2 separate regions of the Homo sapiens genome follow, and region 2 is linked to region 1. A link is a loop called in an ENCODE intact Hi-C map of the cell type or tissue named here. Cell type or tissue: ovary. All regions are shown on one strand. Links, peaks and the distances in the headings refer to the core of each region. The heading gives the core; the rest is flanking DNA.

Region 1 (8,000 bases), core at 1-8,000:
AGGCCCAGCACAGGTATTTTTAAATGCATGGGTAGCAACAGAACCTTCCTTTTAAAGGAAGTCTGAGGTCAAAGCCACTCTGGTCAAGATGGGAGTGTCTTGTGGGCAAAACTTCTTGGCCTTGCTCAGCTCCTAAGACTTGGGATTTACATGTTGGTGCTGCCACCATCTCGCTGTGTGATTTCCAGCAGGGTGCAGCCTCTTGGGGTGGCATGGGCTCGTCGTGAAGCACAACACACGTACCTCTACTTGCCTGGGGCAGCAGCTGGCACCTGAGGGTCTCTGCACATGTCAGCACCTGCTATTCTTACTCTTACTGGTTCTTTTTATTATTATTTTGCTGCTTCAAAAGCTATGCTTTCAGTTATTTCATCCTGTTTCTCAACTCTCCTGCTCTCCTTGCCTCCCTGTGTCTGGGAGGTCAAAGGGCAGAGGAAAAGAGAGAGGCCCTGGGGGCATTTGCAAAAGACAGCGGGCAGGAAACAGACTAGGGAGATTGTTGGGCTAGAGATTGAGGGAGTGGAGGTTAAATCATGGTAAAAAGGGAGAAAGAGAAAAACAGAATGAATCTAGCAAACTCATTTGCCTCAAGATATGGGAGTCATAGCCCCGAAGAGCCCAGAGCAGGGGCTGCAGGCCCCTCCTGCCATCCCTCCCAAACAGTGTTTCCTGGAAGCGGAGGAGCCTGTGTTGAGGGAGACGGGACAGGAGGCAGAGACTACCTGCAAGTTTCCTAAGGCCAGCCTCCTTCCCCAGAAAGGATTAAGGGTCCAAAGGAAGGGGAGACCCAAAACAATCACCGTGTCTTTACCCCGAGGTCAGTCACACTGGAGAGGGGGCCCTCGGGGCAAAGACTGGGTGATTGTTTTGTTCGTTTTTTGCACAGATTTCCGAGACGTGCATAGTAGCAAGTAAGGCTGGAGAGGGGAGGGTGAGGGGGAATGAAAAGTTCTTGATGATCCCAGGCTGTTTTGGAGAGAGCCAGGATCAGATTTAGGATAACGACCGGACCCAAAAATGCCTGTGAAGCTGTCACGTACAAACTGCTATGCCCTAAATGAGGGGGAAAAGGGACTCTCTGATGTCCTGCTTTTGACATTCATCTCCAGAACCATTTGTTCATCTCTCTAAATTTGGAATATCAGTTTGTGAACATTGCTTACAAAATCCTGTCCCAATTCTGTGGCCCTCCCGGACTGCAGGGCAGTAAGTCAGGTCTGCAGATTCAGGTGGGCCTGCTGTCATAGCCAGCCTGAGAAAGACTGGTGCAGGGGCCCCCAGGATGCCCAGACCTCATCTGCAGCCCCTGTTCACTGCCCAGGACCCAGCCGTGGGCTCCTTAGGGATGCTGGGAAAGACGGCTAAGGGACGGAAATGAAGTGTACAGACCGAGCAGCAGCAAGATCTGCCTGCAAGGCTGAAATAACTCTTTCATCTGATTATGTTTTTCGGCTCCACCTTGAAGTTTTCGGCACAGTTCAGCATGTTCCAGACCATCAAAGACCAGCTAGAGCAGCGGACGCGGATCCTGCAGGCCAATATCCGGTGGCAACAGGAAGAGCTCCACAAGATCCAGGAGCAGCTCTGCCTGGTCCAGGACTCCAACGTCCAGGTGATCCCCTTCCCGGGCTGGCCTCTGTCCCTGCTGCTGTGTGGGAAGGGGTCCTGCCGCCATTTCCGGGCAGCCAGGACTTCCTCCCAAGCCCTGTGAACTGCCCTGCCAAGCCCCATTTGCTTATGAAAGCATATTGCAGTCTCTGCAAAGGACAAGGAACAAATCCCGGTCCCCATCCCTGCCTCCAGGCCACACCCCTGATGTCCTCTTCCCTCGCCCCTCACTCTGACAGGCACATCTGCTCACTGCCTCCACCTACGTTTGCACTTGTGCACTTGGCGTTGGATTGCCCTGCATGGATGCCTGCCTCGGTCCTGGGTAGTACCTCCCTGCACCTCTATAACTTTGCTTTCCTAGCTCCCAGCCCAGGCTGCCATCAGGAGGAGATGGAAGCAGCTCTGTTGTTTCTCATCCAACGCAGGCATCCAGGGAGATGTGGGAAATGATGATATCCATATCACAGCCTACTGGAGACTGCAGAGGGAGCTGGGTGGCTCCCCATTTGTGGTGTGCCAGCAGGGAAGCTCTGCAAAGCCTAGCAGCAGCAGCTCTCACTGTGACCCCCAGATATTAGAATTGTTTGGAGAGGTGTTGTTTTGTTTTGTTTTTTGTTTTGTTTTGGAGGAAAACCTTTACATATTGGATCTCTTTTAATAATATATAATGTTTTACTTACATTAGTCCAGGACTGTGTATCTTCAGAAGTGCCTGATTCTGACCCAGCCTTTGATTGTAAATGTAACTCTAGCTAACCTTGGCGTCTGCCCTGGGAGCACTAAGCATTTGGAGACCCTTAGAAGGGACAGAAAGAAGCAGAAATAACATCTCTGCTGGAGCACTGTCCCTGTTGCTTCCCCCATCACCATCTACGCAGACCCTCCCCTGGCCACACAGCTTCTGAAGTGCAGCCACACCTACCATAGGTGACAGGCGGGTTCTGTCGGGGCACAGCGCCGTGAGCCGGTGCACGCTGAGATTAATACACAGTGGTGCAGGTGTCTGGGGGCTTAGGGAGATGCTCATTTGGCCATCCTGCCTCGCTGAGGTCCCAGCAGCTCCGCCTGGCCCTCAGGGGCACTCCTGGTGGCTTTCTAGATGCTCACTGTCCCTCCCCTTCCTGCCCCTGCACAGGCCTCTCAGAGGTGGCTGCTCACCTTAAAGAGAAGAGCCCCGCCCTGGACAGGCCACCTCCCCACCTGCTCCCCTCAAGACACGGCGTGTGCGCCTTGAGCAGGCTTCACTCAGACAGCCTGGGCCATGCCAGAGCCCTGCTGCTCTCCCCACCTCCTCAGTGCACCCTTAAATTGACCAGAAAAAGGCTCGGCCTTCTCGTGAAAAGAAATGGAGTCACCGAGCTGCCATTCCACCTTTTACCAGAATAGGTAAAAAGTGGCTTTTGACTTACGCCTTCCCAGCTGGAATATTTTTCTCACTGATCCAGGGCCTGACTGGGAGCCCAATGCTTGCCTGACTCCAATTACTTTAATGGAATTTTTACACTAACAGGAAGGGGGAAATCGAGCCAGAAACTGCTAAAATTGAGGTAGGCGTATGAACATCCCCCTCAGTGCCTGGAGTTTTTCTACTTCCTGCCTTTTCTGAATTTTAAAATAACAGGCAGCAAGGTTATCGCTTTCACTCCTGTTATAACAAAGTATTTTTCCTCCTTGTGACCTATGCCTTTGGTTAACCCCAAAGTACCTATGCCACAGTGCACTGAGGGATGTTCTGAGCCGGCCGGCATGGGAATTGCACCCTCCGGTGCCTTCCTGCCCTGTGTTCATTCCTGAGGCCTTATCTTTGCAGTGGAATTTTCCAGAGATCATGGAAATCCACAGATAGTCGAGACAGAGGATATTTCCTCAAGGAGCCTGCCTTGTTTTTTTGTAAGACTTAAAGAAATATGTTCCAAAATGTGATATTTGTTTTTTTTAAACTAAACTGTGTGATTCAAGTGTGAAGAATAAGCAAGTAGAAATGACTCCAGCCCACCCCCAAAAGTAGAGGGATAGATAAAATAAGAATGACAAAACACTGATGATTGTTGAAGCCTAATGGTGATGCCAAGGTTTCATTATATTACTTGTCTATTTTGTATACTTCTAAAATGTCCTGTAATGACAAGTATTTGTAGAAATAAGCAGATAACACTAATGAAAAATCATCTGTGAGTGTAGGATTGGTTTGTTCTTGAAAATTAGAAGTTGTTGGTTTGTTTTCTCTGATAACTTTTCCCACTTGGAGAACTTTTTTTTTTTTTTATGTTTTCTATAAAGTTGACCTCAGAGCCCTTTTAAGTCACCATCTCCTTAAGCCACAAAATTCTACTTTATTGTTGATAAACAGAAGTACGGCTGTGCCCAGCAGCAAACCAGGAACCAGTCCCCCACCCAGTGGCCTTTATCCCAACCTCAGTGGACTTGTGATGCTTTACTTCATTGCTTCAAAACTTTCGTCGAGGCTATATGTGCCTGTGATGCTTACTATTTTTTTTTTTCAAAAAAACCTTGGGTTATGAGGAAGAAGTCCTGAAGGGCTGTTGGTGTTTGCACCTGGATGGGGTCATGAAAATGGGGCTACCTGGACAAGAGCTGTTGTGCTGAAAGGCCCATCGCCCCCTCCAAGGCTGCCTCTTGCTCTTTTTGAGAGCATGCGCGCCCTCTGCTGGCTGCTCAAAGGAATGCCTAGAAGGACACCTGTAGCAATGGCAAATGACGTGTTCCTCAACTGGTTCATCCATCCATCTATCCATCCTTCCTTCCATCCAGCCATCATCTATCCATCCTTCCATCCGTCCTTCCTTCCTTCCATCCAGCCATCATCTATCCATCCTTCCATCCAGCCATCATCTGTCCATCCTTCCATCCGTCCTTCCATCCAGCCGCCATCTGTCCATCCTTTCTTCTGGCCACCCTCCCTTCTATACATCCTTCTGCCCGTCCTTTCTTCCTTCCATCCATCCTTTAGTCCATCCATCCATCTGACAGACACCCTTTATTTACCAGGCACGTGGTTAAGCACTGTGAGGATACAGAAAGATAAACAGGGCAGGGTTTCTACTGTCAGAGGATATACATCGATGGGACAGAGTAGCACACCTTGCTGTTACAGTCTGTTACATAAATAACACCAGCAGACATAGTTTGCCCTTCTCTGAGTGAAAGCACCATTCATATGTTTATTCATTCATACATGCATTTATTCCATTCATTCATTTATCAAACAGTTTTTATATGCCCAAAGAGGCGAAGGAGGAAAAAGCTCCTTTTTTCATTTTGAATGTTATTATCTGACATTCATTCAGTACTTACTATGTCTCAGGTCATTTATATGCATTAACTTCATTTAGTCCTTAATAAGATATATGCTCTTAATGTCACTATTTTTTTTTAATGTCACTATTTTTTACTAATGAGGAAACTAAGGCTTTGAAAAGTTATTAAAATTGCCGAAGGCCATACTGCTAGTAAATGGTAGGGTGGGAATTTGAGCTAAGATAGGTCTGCTTTAAGGTAAATTATACTGCCTCTCATCAATAAAGGTTGGATTTATTCAAACTCTAATCAAAAGGTAAATTGTGTCCTACCAGAAAAACGCATGGTAATTGGGTTTGACTACTAGGTTTTTGCTGAAGTGATGAAGTATAGGTTGCCCTATGTGCTATAAATGAGTCTTATTTTAATAGGGAGCTGGGATTGCATGAAACATGAATCCTCAAAATGTGTAAAATGATGGATACCCAGAAAATTCTTCTTAATTTCTAAAGTGACAAGGAGTCCTCATTTCAAAACTGCAGGCTTCTCTGTGGTGGGTGGGGCATGAGAGGAGTTTGGGGAGGTCCCGTGGGATGGTAGAAAGATCAGAACCCAGCCCCAGCTCAGCCACCTGCCCATCTCGGGCCTCTGGTAAGTGGCTCGACCCCACCCATGAAACAGATGCTTGAGCGAACTGATCCGTAAGTCTCCCCAGCGCGCCTGCATGGTGGGATCCTCGCCTGCCTCTCCAAACCTGCGCTGACACTCAGCAGATGTCAGCCTGTCGGTCCTGTACTGCATATGAGGTGGGACTGCACTGAGTACAGGAATGGGGTGAAAAACGTCAGATGCTGGGAGCCAGAGAGCCTTCCCCCTAAAGAACTCCAGGCTAAGGGCCTGATGGACTGGAACAGTGTATGTTGAGAATCATGATAGACACAGTGCCATCTGATGTTTTTAATACCCAAGAGGTACTTTTGTTTAAAAAGCCAGTTTCAGGTCTGTCATTAAATTATTATTAAAATTACAAAAGTTGTCTTTCTTAAAACTTTAGAGTCAACTGACAGATTCCGTTTTATTTATGAATCTACTAATTTGGTCTAAAAAGAGCAATGCTCTAACTAGATTTTTATTTATGTTCAATTAGTTGATAGGTTGATTGTGAATAATCAACATTATCTACCAAAACTATTCATTTACACATTTAATTTATCTGAATCTTTCAAGCATTTTATGTACCTAACAAGGCAGACTTATAAAGCTAAGAAGTAAAATCTTTCTAAGCACCTAAACAACTGTTTTATTTATTTATTCATTTTTAAGACAGAGTCTCACCCTGTTGCCCAGGCTGGAGCGCAGTGGCACGATCTTGGCTCACTGCAACCTCCGCCTCCCAGGTTCAAGCAATTCCCCTGCCTCAGCCTCCCAAATAACTGGGATTACAGGCGTGCGCCACCATGCCCAGCTAATTTTTATATTTTTAGTAGAGACAGGGTTTCACCATATTGGTTAGGCTGGTCTCAAGCTCCTGGCCTCAAGCGATCTGCCCGCCTTGGCCTCCCAAAGTGCTGTAATACAGGCGTTAGACACAGCGCCCAGCGTAAACAACTGTTTTAAATCAAATACACCAAACTTATTTGAACTAAATCAGGATTCTCAAGAACACCTCAAATTCTCTTAAATCTTTCAAATTAAAACCACCAAGCTAATATCCCATGGCCTTTTAAATGTCTCTGAGACACCTTAGGTAACAAAACACAGAGATGATCATGATGATTACAAAACTTGAACATAATTTTAAAGTGCATGGACTTAATGTTATGTGATCATATCCATGTTATTGGCCTGCCTGGGTATGTGGTTCCTTAATTAATGACAGATCTGCCATCTCAGCTGAGAGCACTGGATTGAAAATTCTCAACAGTAATGTGGGTACAGACACGAGTCACTGGTCAGAGATTCAAGGGCAAACACAGAGCCTGGTCCTACTGCGAGGGCAATGTGGCCCATGCCACAGGTGAGCCATCCCTCTGCCCCTATATCATGAGGCAATATTATCATGACTGCATCATGCATTCCACTCACCAGGTATTTCTCCCTTCTAGGAAGAAGCTGGTAAGCCAACCTCGACTCTAAACAAGTACATCACATTATTTAGAGAACATCTGGGTCTAAACAGCTTTCACATTGTTAGGCCTCAGTCACTTGCCTGTAACCTTCATGAAGGCAGAGAGAGTGTCTCTCCAGCCCATGGCTCTGTGGCCAGTGCCTGACACTGAGCTTGGGGCATCACAGGTGCTCCATGTCCACCAGTGGAGTAAATGAACTATTTCTAGGCAGCTCAGAGCAAGAAAGTTCTTACTGGCACAGGGAATGCAAAGGAGGTGCACACTGGTGAGGTACCCATGACCCCAACTTCACAGGCATTTCTATTCTGCTCCCAGATGTTCCTGCAGCAGCCAGCTGTATCCCTGAGCTTCAGCAGCACCCAGCGACCTGAGGCTCAGCAGCAGCTACAGCAAAGGTCAGCTGCAGTGACTCAGCCCCAGCTCGGGGCGGGCCCCCAACTTCCAGGGCAGATCTCCTCTGCCCAGGTCACAAGCCAGCACCTGCTCAGAGAATCAAGTGTGATATCAACCCAGGTAAATGTGCTCCTTGCCAGCTTCACTCCTTGCCTCTAGAGCAGACACCCTCTTGCAGTTTGGGACATACTTGATTCCTGCAGCCTACGTGAACTGAGGCCTACTGCCCTGTTCCGTTATGGACTGAGGGTAGATTTGGGAGTGAGCCTTCTTTTCCTTCTTCTGTTAAAGTCACTTTGAAACCCCAAGTTGTATTGGCTTCCTTCTGTGTTTTATAAATGTCCACCTCAGTCCCTTGCTCTCGTGCTTAAAGATATCACTCGGCTGAAATGTTCACCTTTGATGCTGACTTAGGGTTGGAGGCAGATATGGCCATCCCAGAGACCCACTGGCAGCTGAATGTCCCAACACTCAACGTCCATGGTCCCCGCCATCTACTCTGGTTTTAACCATTACCCACATGAGCAGCCACTGCTGTTCACTGTCCCTTGCCCCAGGTGCCCCCTGCTCCTCCAGGCGCCCCCTGCTCCTCCAGGCCCCCACTGCTCC
Region 2 (8,561 bases), core at 562-8,561, 720 kb before region 1:
TTCACCTGTGGGCACAGTGCTCCTGCCCCTCCCACTCCTGGCTCCATGCTCACGATCCTGGAGGCATCCTCCTGGAGGATGCTCATTCCACAGATGTGCCCAGATAATGTAAGATGCATAGACTTCGTTGGCCTAAAGAAAATGTCTTCCAATTAAGCTGTCTTCCTGCTAGCATTGTCTCTTCAGAGACACCCCATGGGGTCTGGGGGGCAGAGAGCTGGGGACGGCATTGGTGTAGGGCAGGGGTAACTGGCTGGGGTGGAAAGCCTGCTCCCCCAGTCCTCAGATGTGTGAATGGCAGCAGGGTCACCTAAGCTCCTTGAGTCTGCCTTCCCTCCTCTGTAAAATGGGATAATAGTTGTGGAGCCCATGGGCTTGCAGTGAGGAGCCCGCAGATGTCAGATGCTGTGGCTGTCCTCGTCATCATCATTATTAGGACTGCTATTATGATGGCCCCACCAATGGCGGTCTGTGCATTAGCCATCTGAGGGGTGTCCAAAGGCCACGGACTATCCCCACATCTGCATACATCCTTGTGGTACTTTCTCTTTTTTAAGGTTCTTAAGAATGCATGCAATTTTTTTTTTTTTTTTGCAGGTGAATCTGGGATGGGACCTTATTACTCCCCTTACACCACCAGTAAAAATTGGCACACCTGATGAACTCATCGCTACCCACTGCTAGATGCCAGAGCAGGGGATGGAGGAATGAGCAAGTAGCACCTGGAGTCTGATGGGGGGCAGCAGGAAAGGTAGGGGTTGGGAATGCCGAAGAAGGAAGGGTCACCTTAAGGAAGCTGGTGCTGGGGGCAGACTTCACCAACAGGAGAATGGCTGAGGCATGGCCACAAGCCACCCTTTCTCTAGTGCAGTGCTTTTCTGACTCTCGAGCACATGCGTGGCTGCTGCAGGTTTGTTAGAACCCAGCTGGCTGGTCCCCACCCGAGAGCTTCTCATTTGGCAGATCTGGGATGGGGCCGAAGACTGCATGTCTGGCAAGTTCCCAAGCGATGCAAACATGGCTGCTCTCAAGAATGAGCTTTGAGAACCACTGTTTAAACCCATAATCTTCAAGTGTTTCAAAGCCAGGGATTGGTCAAATGAAATATTTTGGAGGCAAAAATAAAGCAATGAGGCCGGGAGTGGCGGCTCACACCTGTAATCCCAGCACTTTGGGAGGCCAAGGCGGGCGGATCACTTGGGGTCAGGAGTTCGGGACAAGCCCATGCAACATGGTGAAACCCCATCTCTACTAAAAATAGAAAAAGTAGCTGGGAGTGGTGGTGTGTGCCTGTAGTCCCAGCTACTTGGGAGGCTGAGGCAGGAGAATCGCTTGAACCCGGGAGGTGGAGGTTGCAGTGAGCTGAGATCGTGCCACTGCACTCCAGCCTGGGCGACAGAGCAAGACTCCGTCTCAAACAAACAAACAAAAACAAACCAAACAATAATAAAGCAACAAACAAGGTGATGGTACAGGGCTTGGCAGTGCCAGACACTTCCTAAGGCACAATTCCAAACCAAATGGAAATTCTGAAGTTCCCCCTTGGCTTTAGACCAGGCATCAGACAGCAGTGAGTCCAGGCCTTGTGTTGTGCATCTTAAAAGAACTGGTTCCAACCACATAGTATTCAGGATTGGGTGTCCCAGCAATCTGTGTTTCAGTGAACCCAGATGCTTCTGAGTGTGTGAAGGCTTGAGAGGCACTGGCATATATCACTTATAGTGGCTTCAGTTACCTGCTGATGCCCATACCTGCAGCTGTATCTCACCCTAGGTGGCAGCCTCAGGTCTCCTGAGCTCACAGCCAGCTCCACCTGCACCTGCCTTTCCCAGGCTACTGAGAACTTACATCTGAACATATAGCTGAGCTCAGATCCTTCTCCCCAGCCTCTCTTCTTCCTGGGCTCCCTAACCCGAGAAGAGCATGGTCATGTACTAATTGCTCACTATGTGCCTTGCACTGATAGGCGCTCCATATACATTAACTCCAAACCAAGGTAGATATTAGAATTCTCATTCTATAAATAAGGCTTTCAAGTCTCCAAGAAGTGAAGCACCTTGTCCAAGGTCACCTAGCCAGCAAAGATTTAAACCCAGGCCTGGGGCCTGCAGCACAGTCCTTTGACTCTACCACGCTACCTGGCATCATGCACCCAGCAGACCCAGCAGACAGAGCCAGAAACTCACTCACCATCCAGGACCTGGATTTATTGCATTTGATATTCACACCTTTTTACAGAGAGGATCTACAGATTTCATCAGCTGTGAACAACAACAAAAAGAGTACGTAGGAATTCCAAAATCCTGTAATAACAATGAAAATCACGGTAAGAGTAATATTTTGGAAGACTGTTCTCTGGTTCAAGGCCTTACACTAAGCGCCTTCCCGCCTGGCCGTGGGGAGGGACTTAGCATGTCCCAGGCAGCTCAACTTTGCAGAAAAGGAGCATCTCCCATCCCTTCCACAGGCAGCAGCTTTCTCCAGTCCATGCTTCAGAGACAGAGGCACCCTGCCGAAGTCCCTCCATTCCTGAGGGTGCAGTGACCCCATGTGGCCAATTCCAAATGTAGCCACTTGATGGACATTGGGCTGTGACTGCTATTTCTTCTTCATTTAAGCAATTCTCCAATTGCTGTCTTTTGCTGAAGTTTTGCTTTCATTCCACTGAGGAGGAGAGGCAACAGAGGCGGCTTGGAATGGGAAGGGCGGGGCTGAGCTTGCAGGGACAATGTCCACCTAGCCTGCTGGCCACAAGGACCCTCCAGCTCTGAAGGTGCGCTGAGAGCGACCCCTTCGGGCCACATTGGAGGGGCAGCAACAGGTGATCTGGATGGCTGGCCTGAAGCCTTCTAGGCCCCAACCAGGCTGCTGCATCGCAGAGAAAGGAGAGAGAGAGACAGATGAGACCAAGGAAACTCTGCACTGAGTCACCCCCAGACTCAGGAGGGGGAAATGGGGGGCTGTCATGTGAGAGCTGGGAGGGCCCATGGGGTTATCAAAGTCATGGCCACATTTTATAAAGACAGCGAGGGCCAGAGTGTGACAAGGTCTCTCCTTAAAGCCGCCCACTAATATGTGTGAGCCGGTGAGGAACTGCATGTGGCTGCTACCAACATATGCCGAGTCACAGGGGCTTCAGCTAGGTAGGGGTGTCTTTCTCTTATGTAATCTGAAATTTCTCAGAAGCAGGTGGTCCAGGGCTGCTAGGGAGGCCCCACGATGTCATGAGAGACCCCAACTCTGTCTTCTGCTTCACCAGTCCTAAAACATGGCATTTCTCCACAAGCCTACATCATGGTCACGACATCTGCTTCAGCTCCCCTCTCACTCCTGAGTCCCAGGCAGGGAAAAGAAAGAAGAGGGAAAGCTCAGAGGCTGACTGTCAGAAGCATAAGCTTCCCCTTCAATAGCATTTCCTGAGGTTTCACCCAATAACTTCCTTTTATCGTATTGGCCATTGGAACTGTAGTTTGTAAGCTGAGCGTATTCCTAGAAGGAAGGAGAGAATGAAGATATAGATTACTAGAGGCCTCACCCATCTCCACTCGGGATAATAACAGCTACCATTTCTTTGGAGCTTACTATGTTTACATGAATTTATCTATCCTCAGAATAACCCTGGCAGATGAGTTTGTTATCCCATTTCACAGGTGAGGAAAGTGAAGTTTAGTGAGCTTAGGTTAACTGAACCACACCTAGTGAGGGCTGGGGACAAAATCTGAAACTAGATATGACTCAAATCCTACAGTCTTCACCTTACAGCACCTAACAAAGGGGCAGAGACACAGGACTCAGGCTTCCAAAGCTATGTTACAAAGCCACTCTCCCTTGGCGTGGTAACCACTGATACTTCCCTGTAAATGGAGGAAGCAGCATGAAAACAGGCTTTTTGAGGAAGGAGCTGCGGCCGCTGTCACCATTGTTGGGAAGGACAGAGCACTATACTCGGTTTGTATCTAGTAAGCAAGTTTGCCCAAGAGTTCATTTCCCCAGACTCTTAATCCATTCTCTGACCTGCTGTCACTCTTACAGACTCCAGGAGAAACCTTCCACATATCTGTGAAACTAGGTGATTTTGGTTTCACCATGATCAGTAAAAGATAATCAGTTCATCCTCTTTTACTATTTATACAGCTGTGTCCAGGATTTTGTAAAAAATCTTTTAAATGTACAATAAAGGTAAATCCTTTGGCTTTGTGAAAAGGTCCTTGGCTTCATAAAAGGACTCATTCCAGGGCTCCTTTAAGTGAAGGTCTCCAATATCTTTAAATATAAAATATTTTAAAGTAATAGCCACTCAAGAAAGAGGCCTGAGCACAGAGAAACTTAAAGCTAGAGTGTGTGACACAGCGCCACCTGAAGATCAAGCGGAGATGAAGAAGGGTAGCTATGTAGGTCAGCGGGGAAATGGAGCTGGTTGACAACAGGATCTTCCAACTGGCCTCTTTGACAGAGGGACGTCCAACTCTGCCTAGGGCATGTGACAGTGGAGAGACATCTAGGGTGGTCCTGCTTCACAATGATATGGCCTATGGTTTGTCGTCTTGAAGCCATTCGTCCTGGGTTCTCAGCGAAGCCTTGTCAACGTCGCTGATGTATCCCAAATCTTTGGAAAGCAGGGAAATCCTGCTCGCAGCTCATACCCGGGCTCTCCAGTCCCCTGCAGTACTGGAGGATGTCCAGCAGGTGGCGCAAAAGACAAGGGCTCGCCTTACCCATCTCTTGTCCTTATGAAGGAAATTTGACCAAAATGACAGCCCCCTCCTTCCTTCCCCTCCCTCCTTTCCTTCCTTCCATCCTCTCCTTCTCTTCTGTCCCTCTCTTTCTTCTTTATTCATTGAATCATCAAGTATCCATGAAAGACTACAAGCAGAGCTCTGTGCAAGATAATGGGGGGATGAATTAGGACAGGGTCCTTTGCCTTTGAGGAACCTGGAGTATAATAAAAAAGTAAAATAATAAACAACCGAAATACAAGAGGTGGCACAGGCTTCTGAGGGAGCAGTGTCACTCTTGAGCTGTATCATCGCAGCCTGCAGGTTCTGGAGTCAGACCAACCTGTCTTGTCTGTCTTCTGGTCCCGATTCCACACTTGCTGCAACCTTGTGCAAGCGCCTTAATGCCTCAAAGCCTCCGTTTCCTTATCTGTAAAATGAGGATAACAATAGATTGTCCTATGACATGTTCATAAGGTTGGCATAAGGAGTTAACATACCTAAAACATTTAGCACATTTTTAAAAAAACCAAAACGTTATTTAAAACATATAACTCATTCGTTCTTGCATGCATTCATTTATTCTATAGGCATTTGCATGACAACCATGTGAAGAAGGCTGTCCTTGTTATTATAGGAGGTACAAAGTAAATAGAAGGAATACTTCTCAGTGTGGGGATTTGCAGTCAGGGTGAATATTTCTTCAACATCTTCTTGAACACTTTTCTCTGTGACAGTCAAAATCAGCCTGGACTGAAAAGAGAAGAAAGCAGCCTAGCTGTTAATCCCGCTGGGAGGACACACTCTGATAAAGCCAGCTGCAGCATCCGCCGAAAATGCCATTTCTCCCGGGGTCAACCTATAGCTGGAAAATGCCAGGATGATCTCCCTTGAGTGAGCACTGCTTCCTCACCAATCGTGCCCTAGAGCCGCTTTGCTGCACCCCTCTTTTGCTACGAATCCCCAAATGCTGAGCCCTCCTTGCTCTTGCTGGCACCCAAACAGTAGTCAATCCTGCTGTTCCTGAGACTGTCTTGGAAACAGCAGCCAGCACAGGATGGATCCCACTTCCTCAGACCCTCATCAGAGTCTCCAGGGAGAGCCCAGACCTTCTAGAAGGGGCTTCCCTCCCCCTCCCCCACCAAGTGTGCAGCACTCCCAGATTCTAAAGTCATGTCAGTCAGTGGCATTTTTCGGACCGAGGGGTGCATGGTGGTCTTCGGCAGATGGAAACTCACTTTTGCGAGCTCCCTGATAGCGGGGTGCAGGCCTCCACCTCCTCAGAGGCCCGCATGAGAAATCTTGGCAGGGAGGGAGGCAAGGGAGGAACGGGGCTCAGCTGGAATCCTGACTTCAGCAAAGGCGATGGAGGAAAGTTAAGGGCAGTGGCTGCAGTTATGTGAATCAGATGCAGCCCCAGCAGAGCTTCTGGTGCCCAGGCTGGAGCACCCCCAAGTGCCCCTTGAGCTATGAGCATCCAGCGAGACACTGGGCGTGCACAGCCTTATGGTGGGCTGTGGCATCGAACCACTGAATGAGAGAAGGTCTCTAGTAGAATCCGCCCTTCCTTCCTCCCCTCCCTCCTGCCTCCATCTTTCCCTTCCTTCTTCCCTCCCTCCTTCCTTCCACAAGCATCTTTGTGCAGGAACTGTGTTGAGTGTTGGGGGCACAGATGCCTCTGGCCAGTCCCCACATCCCCAGGCTTCTGAAGATTTCATCATGACACAGTGACAGTGGAGGGACAATCTCCCAGGTGGGGCGGCATCTGGGGGCAGGTGGCACCTGTGCACCCTTGAGCATGGGTTTGAGGGCACCCTACCGTTCCATTTTTGGGGTCTGGGCCAACATGCAGATCTGAGCCTCTGCAGGCCTGTGAGGCTGGTTCCGCTCAGCTGGCACCTTGGTTATCTGCTGAGCAGTAGCGACTGCTCTTTCAGGCCACAGTGTGTGCCACCAGGCCCATGTTAGGGATCTTAGGTCTCAGGGGTGTGTGGAATACCACGCCCCTCACTCTCCCTGGGTATGGAAGGGTGTGAGACACAGCACACTCTCCTCCCTAGCCAGACTGCAGGGATCTCCACCTCCTCCCCTAGAAATAAGGGTACTGTATGCATAGTGCTAGGAGTCAGAGCCCCCACCTCAGGACTGGGAGGAGGAAGAAAAAGGGCCCTGGGGCATGGAGAAATGTCTGACTCTCATCTCCCAACACACACACCCACCCTTCTCCTTCTCCCCAGCCCTAAGCCCTCCCTCCCCACAGGGAGTGTCAGCTGGGTGCAGGTGCTCGCTTCACGCATGCTGTGCTGAATCTTCTGGACGCTCCCACACTGCCTGGCCTGACTCCACCCTTCGGAGGCCATGCGCTCTGTGAAAGGGCATTGGCGGCAGTTGTGTGAATCAGAAGCAGTGGTCCTGCCTGAGACCGTGGTCCGGCCAGAGGCAGGGATCCAGGAGGCCTGGGGCCTAGCATAGGCCCAGGTTAGTCTGTGACCTTAGCAGTTCACTCCCTTACTTTGAGTTTGAGTGAGGGGTTGGGTCGCTGTGTCCCCAGGGAAAAATTTCCCTTTGGAAACCCAGACATTTCAACCTGCAGAGCTCAGAATTCAGGGCATGGGAAGCACAGATGCTCCAAGTTGGCTTCTGGGAGCTGGAGTCAGCACATCTTGGTTTCCAGACCTGAGGGCTTTCTACTGGGGACAAAGTGTCATGTAAAAGTGCTTGATCCCAAGTGCCTCCTGCATCCTGGAGGACAGCATCCCATTCTTGTCAGGTAGTGCCTGTGAGCTGGCACTAGGCCTTTAACAGCCATGCCAATTTCCTATAAGATCAGAAGCTCCTGTCTAGTTCAGTAGGTGACAGGCATCCACCATCACAGCCCATGCTGCGTCCTTCACAATGGAGGTGCTGTCCACTGCCGACAAAGCCAACACTCCATGAGCCCTGTCTTAGTGCTTCTGATGGAGGCCTTCTGGTTGGGAGAGAAATCTGTACTCAGAGTAGCAGTCTATTTAGATTTCAGAATGAGTCAGTGGCCCTTCGGCTTTCTATCAAGTTCAGTATTTGTCTCCATTACTGGCAGACTGGACACTTGGTGGAAGCAGTAGCTACATTATCTTTGGTAAGTAGAAGGCTGTGCCATTGGGCTCACTCATAGCCTCCATCCCTGCCACCATTGTGCCAGCACTGGGGGGCCAATGACACAGGCTGGCCCATGTTACCTGACTGAGTCATTTCGCCTACTTGGCTGCTAGGAGCGTCTTCTGTGGTGGATGCTCTCCAGTGAGCACTATCATGTAATAAGACTGTCATCACGCTCTCCGCCTGCCACTCCCATGTGCCTACCCGCATGCCTCTACCGGACCTCCCTGCCCCAGATCTTGCAGCCTTTGTCTTTCCAGGCTCCTGAAGCCAGACAAGCCATTTGGCACTGCCCACGAGTCCATGTATATTCTAACTCTGGCCTAGTTTTCCTTCCACACAAAGTGGATGACCAGGTACTCTGCCCCAAATTCTGCCCATTGGGAGCTTTCTCCATCGCTACTGTCTTTCGAGGCCACCCTTGATCAAGGCTGTATGCAGCTGCCATCTATGTGCAGCTCACACAAACACGTCAAGCCCACTTGAGCATGAACTGAGCTTGGATGTTTTCTTCCTCCTTTGGTTATACAGAATTCCCCACATAGCCATGGGTATGAACTGGTAAGATGCAGTGGTACACACATGGTGGATGACAGAGGTCTGAGCTATGTTTGTGTAGTGTGCCCTGGTCCTGCTCGTGTGTGACTGTAGGGATACCACTTTCATCTTAAGATGGATTTTTGCTGACCCGCCTCATCTTATATGATG

Evidence for each region. A loop is a pair of places that touch in the nucleus more often than their neighbours do. Peaks named below come from ENCODE experiments on the same cell type or tissue, not always from the same donor. Only the 100,000 strongest peaks of a DNase experiment are listed, where the experiment ranks them.
Region 2: it touches region 1 in a loop (4-fold over the local background); 9 of 110 quality-filtered maps call a loop at or near these places.

Annotation. Positions count from the first base shown.
Region 1 is chr2:100,980,766-100,988,765 of GRCh38, forward strand. It overlaps NPAS2 (neuronal PAS domain protein 2), which reads left to right. Exons shown (of 21, transcript NM_002518.4): 16 at 1,466-1,612; 17 at 7,314-7,511. Among named protein-coding and RNA genes, the nearest start is that of NPAS2-AS1, 7.6 kb to the left of the region's middle. RefSeq lists enhancers at 2,180-2,681, 2,682-3,181 and silencers at 4,113-4,308, 4,193-4,332. In ovary, for the core only: a CTCF peak has its summit at 4,268 (motif pointing left); DNase peaks (open chromatin) are centred at 4,256, 5,536 and 7,426; H3K27ac peaks cover 1,039 bases.
Region 2 is chr2:100,258,359-100,266,919 of GRCh38, forward strand. No RefSeq gene overlaps it. Among named protein-coding and RNA genes, the nearest start is that of LINC01104, 54 kb to the left of the region's middle. In ovary, for the core only: CTCF peaks have their summits at 2,551 (motif pointing left) and 4,664 (motif pointing right); DNase peaks (open chromatin) are centred at 2,513, 3,891 and 4,673.